2 separate regions of the Homo sapiens genome follow, and region 1 is linked to region 2. The links are chromatin loops, found by intact Hi-C in ENCODE. Cell type or tissue: breast epithelium. All regions are shown on one strand. Each heading gives the region's core, and the rest is flanking DNA. Links, peaks and the distances in the headings are about the cores only. Region 1 has its middle 32 kb from the start of SIX2. Region 2 overlaps LINC01121 (long intergenic non-protein coding RNA 1121).

What was found. Hi-C counts contacts between places; a loop is a spot of excess contacts. Peaks named below come from ENCODE experiments on the same cell type or tissue, not always from the same donor. Only the 100,000 strongest peaks of a DNase experiment are listed, where the experiment ranks them.
Region 1: it touches region 2 in a loop (10-fold over the local background); 2 of 110 quality-filtered maps call a loop at or near these places.

Annotation. Positions count from the first base shown.
Region 1 is chr2:44,976,181-44,979,096 of GRCh38, forward strand. No RefSeq gene overlaps it. Among named protein-coding and RNA genes, the nearest start is that of SIX2, 32 kb to the right of the region's middle. RefSeq lists an enhancer at 1-523. In breast epithelium, for the core only: no CTCF peak of the experiment used is centred there; no DNase peak of the experiment used is centred there.
Region 2 is chr2:45,181,382-45,184,297 of GRCh38, forward strand. All of the region lies in intron 4 of LINC01121 (long intergenic non-protein coding RNA 1121), which reads right to left. Among named protein-coding and RNA genes, the nearest start is that of LINC01121, 72 kb to the right of the region's middle. In breast epithelium, for the core only: no CTCF peak of the experiment used is centred there; no DNase peak of the experiment used is centred there.

The sequences.
Region 1 (2,916 bases), core at 138-2,637, 210 kb before region 2:
CTCCCTGCTTGTTGGCGGCTCACACACCCTTGGCCAGGTGAGGCGGGCGTGGGCCTGCAGCCTGGGCCTGCTCAGCTGTGGACCTTGATTGTTTCTTACTAGATGACCTGTTTCTCACCACTGGAGCTACTGAAGCTCACAACCAATTTGGGAGGGGACAGGCATAGTGACTGTTTGGCCCATGGTGGCTCGTGGTGCTGTGGTCATTAGCCGGGAGTAAACGGAGTCTGTCCCACCTGGCCCACGAGGGCACCATGTCAGGGTTTGGGCACATAGTGGTATGTGATAATGAGCTTTGTTACACATTCCCTTGGTACTTCAGTTTTCCTATCTGTAAAATGAAGGCAACAATATCCACCTTATGGGTTTGTTATGAAGATTAAACAACAAATCAAGACACGAAGCAACTGCCTGGCACTTAGTAAGTGCTCAGTCAATGCAGGTTACTATTGTAGTTATCATCATCATTATGACAAAGATTATGGTTATTATTCTTGCTTGTCCTTTGGGCACATACTTCCCTCAAGAATGCATTGGAAGCTGGGTGCGGTGGCTCACGCCTGTAATCCTAGCACTTTGGGAGGCTGAGGCAGGCAGATCTCCTGAGGTCAGGAGTTTGAGACCAGCCTGGCCAACATGGCAAAACTCCATCTCTGCTAAAAATACAAAACTAATTAGCCAGGTGTGGTGGCACATACCTGTAGTCCCAGCCACATGGGAGGCTGAGGCAGGAGAATTGCTTGAACCCAGGAGGTGGAGGTTGCAGTGAGCTGAGATAGCGCTGCTGAACTCCAGCCTGGGTGACAGAGTGAGACTCCGTCTCAAAAAAAAAAAAAAAAGAATGCATTGGGTTCATTGGGTTCAGACGCTCTTGGGCTGTGGTCTTCCAGCTGTAGCCTCCCATTTCTATGACCTAGCATGTCTACATTCACACTGACTATTTTTTTCCTCATCCTTTGTGGGAAACCTGCTTCTCCTCCTGAATGCCCCAGTTTGGTGAATGGCACACTATCCCTTAATGCATGGCGTCCCTTCCGTATCCTTCCCTTCCCTCAGCCCGCTGTGCTCAGCCAGTGTGCAAATCACATCTGGGCCCAGCTACCCCACTCCAGGAGGAGTTGGTCACTCACTCACCTGCACCTGGAGTGCTTTTCCATAAGGCCAGAGTAGTGCTTGTCACATATGCTGTCATTTTTGTTTTTAAGCCTATCTTCCCTGTACAGAATGCCTAAGGGTTACGTCTTCTGTTTCTTTTATGAGGCAGGTATCAAGGATGGCTGGATAGGAAAGAGGGTGCAGGGAAGCATTGTGAACCTTGGGTCTAGTGACATCGCTATCATTCTCTCTAAACTTTAATGACCCCTCTTTGCGGTGATTAAACTGAATCTGCTCTCGCTCCTTCTAGACACTCAGGAAAATGAAGCAACCATTTCCTCCCTCCACCAGGATATGTTGATCCTAAGCCCAGAAAGGTTAGGCGACTTGCCTAAGGACACAGAGCAAATAAAAGGATTAACACATCTGAATGCAAGACATTGAGGAGTTGACACTGCCAGTTCCTCCCACTTCTTAAACAAAGCATCAGTGTGCTTCCCTGGCACCATCCACAAAGGGTGGGTGGGTTGAGAAGCGGGAAGATGTAGAAGTATGGGGGTTGCACTCAAAGCCATAGGTTTGGGGGACTTGTCTCAACACACACAGGAGAGGGGAAGGACAAAGTCAAAACAAGTTCCAGACTTTTTCTGGCAAAGAAATATGCCAGAAAGATTTGAACTGTTCTAGGGAAGGCTTGCTGGAAGAAACCATCTCTCTTCTCTGACTAGGCACCCACTCCTCTGTTCAGGCAACAGCCAGTAGCAATCTTTAAGGAAGACATAATCAGGCCCTCTTTTGCATAGCTGGAGATACTGAGTGAGCTATTTTCAGATGCCCAGTTCTGGGAGAGTTAGGAGATTTAGGTGTAAGCAAGATTGGGATGAGTTGGAAAAGGAGGGAGGAGAAGTGTGGCCAGGCCAAAATGACAGAGATTGACAGGGAAGTAGAGAGACAGTGCTGGTATGGGGCCACTGGAGCAGAGGAAGGTGTAAGAGTGATGGCCACTGGCATTTACTAAGCATCCACTGGGCACCACAGCCACGCCAGGGGGATGGTAAACTCATTTTACGGAGGTAGAGACTAAGGTTAGGGGAGGTTGAGTAAATCACCTGGAATTACAATGGCAGAATCAGCATTGGAACTCAAATCTCTGACTCCAGATCCCAGGCTCTTTCCTTTGTTCATATAAAGGAGAACTTTGGGGTTGGGTCTAGGGACCACAGGGCCAGGGTTTGTTTGCCTGAAGGGGTAGAGAAGGATTTCATGACAGGGGCCATCTCTCCCAACTCTGTCCTCCAGACACACACACACACACACACACACACACACACACACACACACACACACCACACACATGCCCATTCCTTCAACTGGCTGGAAAGTGCAGGATTTGGAGTTAGAGATCAGGTTCATCTCTGAATTATTGAGTGGATAGCCTTTCTATCTCTGCACTTCATAAAATCATGACCACTGTCAGGCCAGGCGCAGTGGCTCATGCCTGTAATCTCAGCACCGTGGGAGGCTGAGGCAAGTGGATCACTTCAGCCCAGGAGTTTGGTACCAGCATGGGCAACATAGCGAAACCCTAACTTTACAAAAAATACAGAAATTGGCCTGGTATGGTGGCATGCGCCTGTAGTCCTAGCTACTCTGGGGGCTGCGGTGGGAGGATCGCTTGAGCACAGGAGGTCAAGGCTGCAGTGAGATGTGACAGCACCACTTCACTCTAGTCCGGGTGACAGAGTGATGCCTTGTTTCACAAAACAAACAAACAAACAAACAAAAAATCGGATCTCCCAGAGAATATATGATACACCTAAG
Region 2 (2,916 bases), core at 115-2,614:
TTATACAAAACAGGTGTTGGGCAAGGTTTGGCCCATAGGTTTAGAAGACCAAAGAGCTCTCTCTGTCCCAAATATTGTCCCCATAGAGACCTGGATTTCCAACTTCCACCATCAGCTTCACCATCAGTACTCCATTCCTCTTTCTTTCTCTCTTTTTTCTTTCCTTCTCTTTCTTTTTTTTTTTTTTTTTTTTTTTTTTTTTTTTTTAGACAGGTCTTGCTCTGTTGCCCTCTGTTGCCCTCTGTTGCCCTGGCTGGAGTGCAGTGGCACAATCATAGCTCACCATAGCCTTGAACACCTTGGCTCAAGTGATTCTCCTGCCTCAGCCTCCTGAGTAGCTGGGACTACAGGCACACTCCACCACACCTGGCTGGTACTCATCCCTTTTGGGTTTCACTGTACTTTTTCAGACTCTTCTTTTTAAGAAGCAGGCATCCAGGGAGGAGGATGATTAGAAAGAAGCCTCAGTTCTCGGCTGGGCATAGTGGCTCATGCCTGTAATCCCAGCACTTTGGGAGGCCGAGGTGGTGGATCACAAGGTCAGGAGTTCGAGACCAGCCTGGTCAACATGGTGAAACCCCATCTCTACTAAGAAAAATACCAAAAACAATTAGCCAGGCATGGTGGCATGCGCTTGTAATCCCAGCTACTCGGGAGGCTGAGGGGGAGCATTGCTTGAACCCAGGAGGTAGAAGCTGCAGTGAGCTGAGATCGCGCCACTGCACTCCAGCCTGGGTGACAGAGCAAGACTTCATCTCAAAAAAAAATAAATAAATAAAACCAAAAAAGAAAGAAAGAAAGAAAGAAGCCTCAGTTCTCTCCTCCGTGAAATGCCGTGCCTACTTCAAAGGCTATTAAGAGAAACAAGTGCAATCATACGTGTGAAGGTGAAAAATGAACACTAGCTGCAAATACATCACCCTAACTTCATTTTAGAGCTTTATTAGACGTGTTAGAATGTAAGTGCCGTGAGGGCAGGGCCTTTGTCTGTTTGGTTCACTGTTAAGTTCACTATTAAGTGCCTAAGACAAGGAACTGAGTTGCATAAATACTCTGTATAAATATTAGTTGAGTGGATGAATGACTTTCCCTTCTAATTTGAAGGATTGGAGCCACCAGAAGAGATGGTTGGGGCAGTGAAGGCAAGGGGTGGTGGGTGAGTGGGCAGAGGTGACAAAGATAAAGCAATCACTTAACTGATGTTCCTGCAAGCCCTGGCCTGGGAGGTGCTGAAGTCTGCTGATGCTCTCGGAAATCAGTGGGCTTGGAAGAGGCAGGGCACAGGGTATGCCAGTGCCCATGAAGCCTGGGAAGGGAGTCAGGAAAGACCCAGCAGTTGCACATGGCACCCGGAGAAGCGGCACCAGGGCCTGATGGACTCACCCGATCCATTTCCGTGGAGTGGTGCAGTCTCTGCCAAGAAAAACTTTAGGACTTGACAAGATTTGGCAAGTCCCTGAAACATGAATTTGTGCAGTGTAAAGTTACAAGGGCCTTTTGGCAGATGGGGCAAATCCAAAAGACGGTGGAAAAATGTGCATGGGATGTCAAAACTCACTATTTCTGCAGGAAAGTGCCAAGGAAAGGGAAGGCTAAAAGAGGGCAGAGAATGAAGACACACCGTCCCCATCCCCCTAAACTGGCCACACATTTTTCTGGGTCAGACACATCATAAAATGCTATAGGACTGAATGAATGCAATGAATGTGGCATATGTTATTAAAAATAACCAGGGTTCCTCACTGCAACCACAGTGAAAAATACCAACCAGGATGCTTACTGAATGGAAAAGTTCTTGCAAATAAACTGTCCCAGTAAAGGACTCCAGCCTTGATTTCTCACCCTGAGTGTTCCTTATGTCCTTATGCAGAACAAGAATCACAACCAGCCATCCCCCAGCTGCCCACAAATCTGATCCTCATCTCTTCATTTATTTATTTATATTTGAGATAAAGTCTGCCCAGGCTAGGGTGCAGTGGCATGATATCAGCTTACTGCAACCTCCACCTCCTGGACTCAAGCGATCCTCCCACCTGGACTCAAGCGATCCTCCTGGACTCAAGCGATCCTCCCAACGTGTTGGGATTATAGGCATGAGCTACCACACCTGGCCGCTTATTGATGTTGAAATCTGACTGGGTAATTTCCCAAATTTATACAAGGATAGACCAGACCAGCCACTCTTTTTCTGGTAGATAAGTCAAGCGGGGGCCCAGCAAGACCTTCCAGATGTTGCTAGGGGGGTGAGGTTTCCACACACCTGGTCCAGGATCCCCTGCATGGGGAGGAACCACTAGGGCAAACTGAGCTCTCCATATGACCTAGAGTCTGGACCTGCAACAGAAGAGGTCAACATTTGGGGCCAACATAAAAATAACAAAACTTTAGGGAATGCCTGTGACGCATTGTGGAGACATACGCTTCAGGTCTCTTCCTTGATATACCCACAGCAGCATGGCAGAGAAGCTAAGAGTCCATTAGACTCAGGATCATATCCTGGACCTTGATCTTACTAGCTGTTTGACTTGGGGACATTACATTGCCTCACCGTGGCTTGACTTCATCAGCTGTAGGGTGGGAGTAATATTTACCTCATTGACTTATGAGAGTTGATTGAAATAAAATGTGTAATGCAACTAGTACAGTACCTGGCATATAGGAGGTATGTGACAAATAGTATTTGCTGTTATTTTTAACTGCAATTTAATAAAACAATTTCCTTTTGCTCTCAATTAGCAAGGCTTCAACTCCCCATTGCCCAGCCTCCAGGAAGAGAAAGAGGCCCTCCTATGCCTCCTGACATCGCATTCCCTACTCCCCAAACTCATCTGCTAAAGTTCTCTCATGGAGAGGATAGCAAGCAGGTGCCCAGTTGAGTATGGCTCAAAGTGGCCCTCCAGTCTCATGAAATTGTTT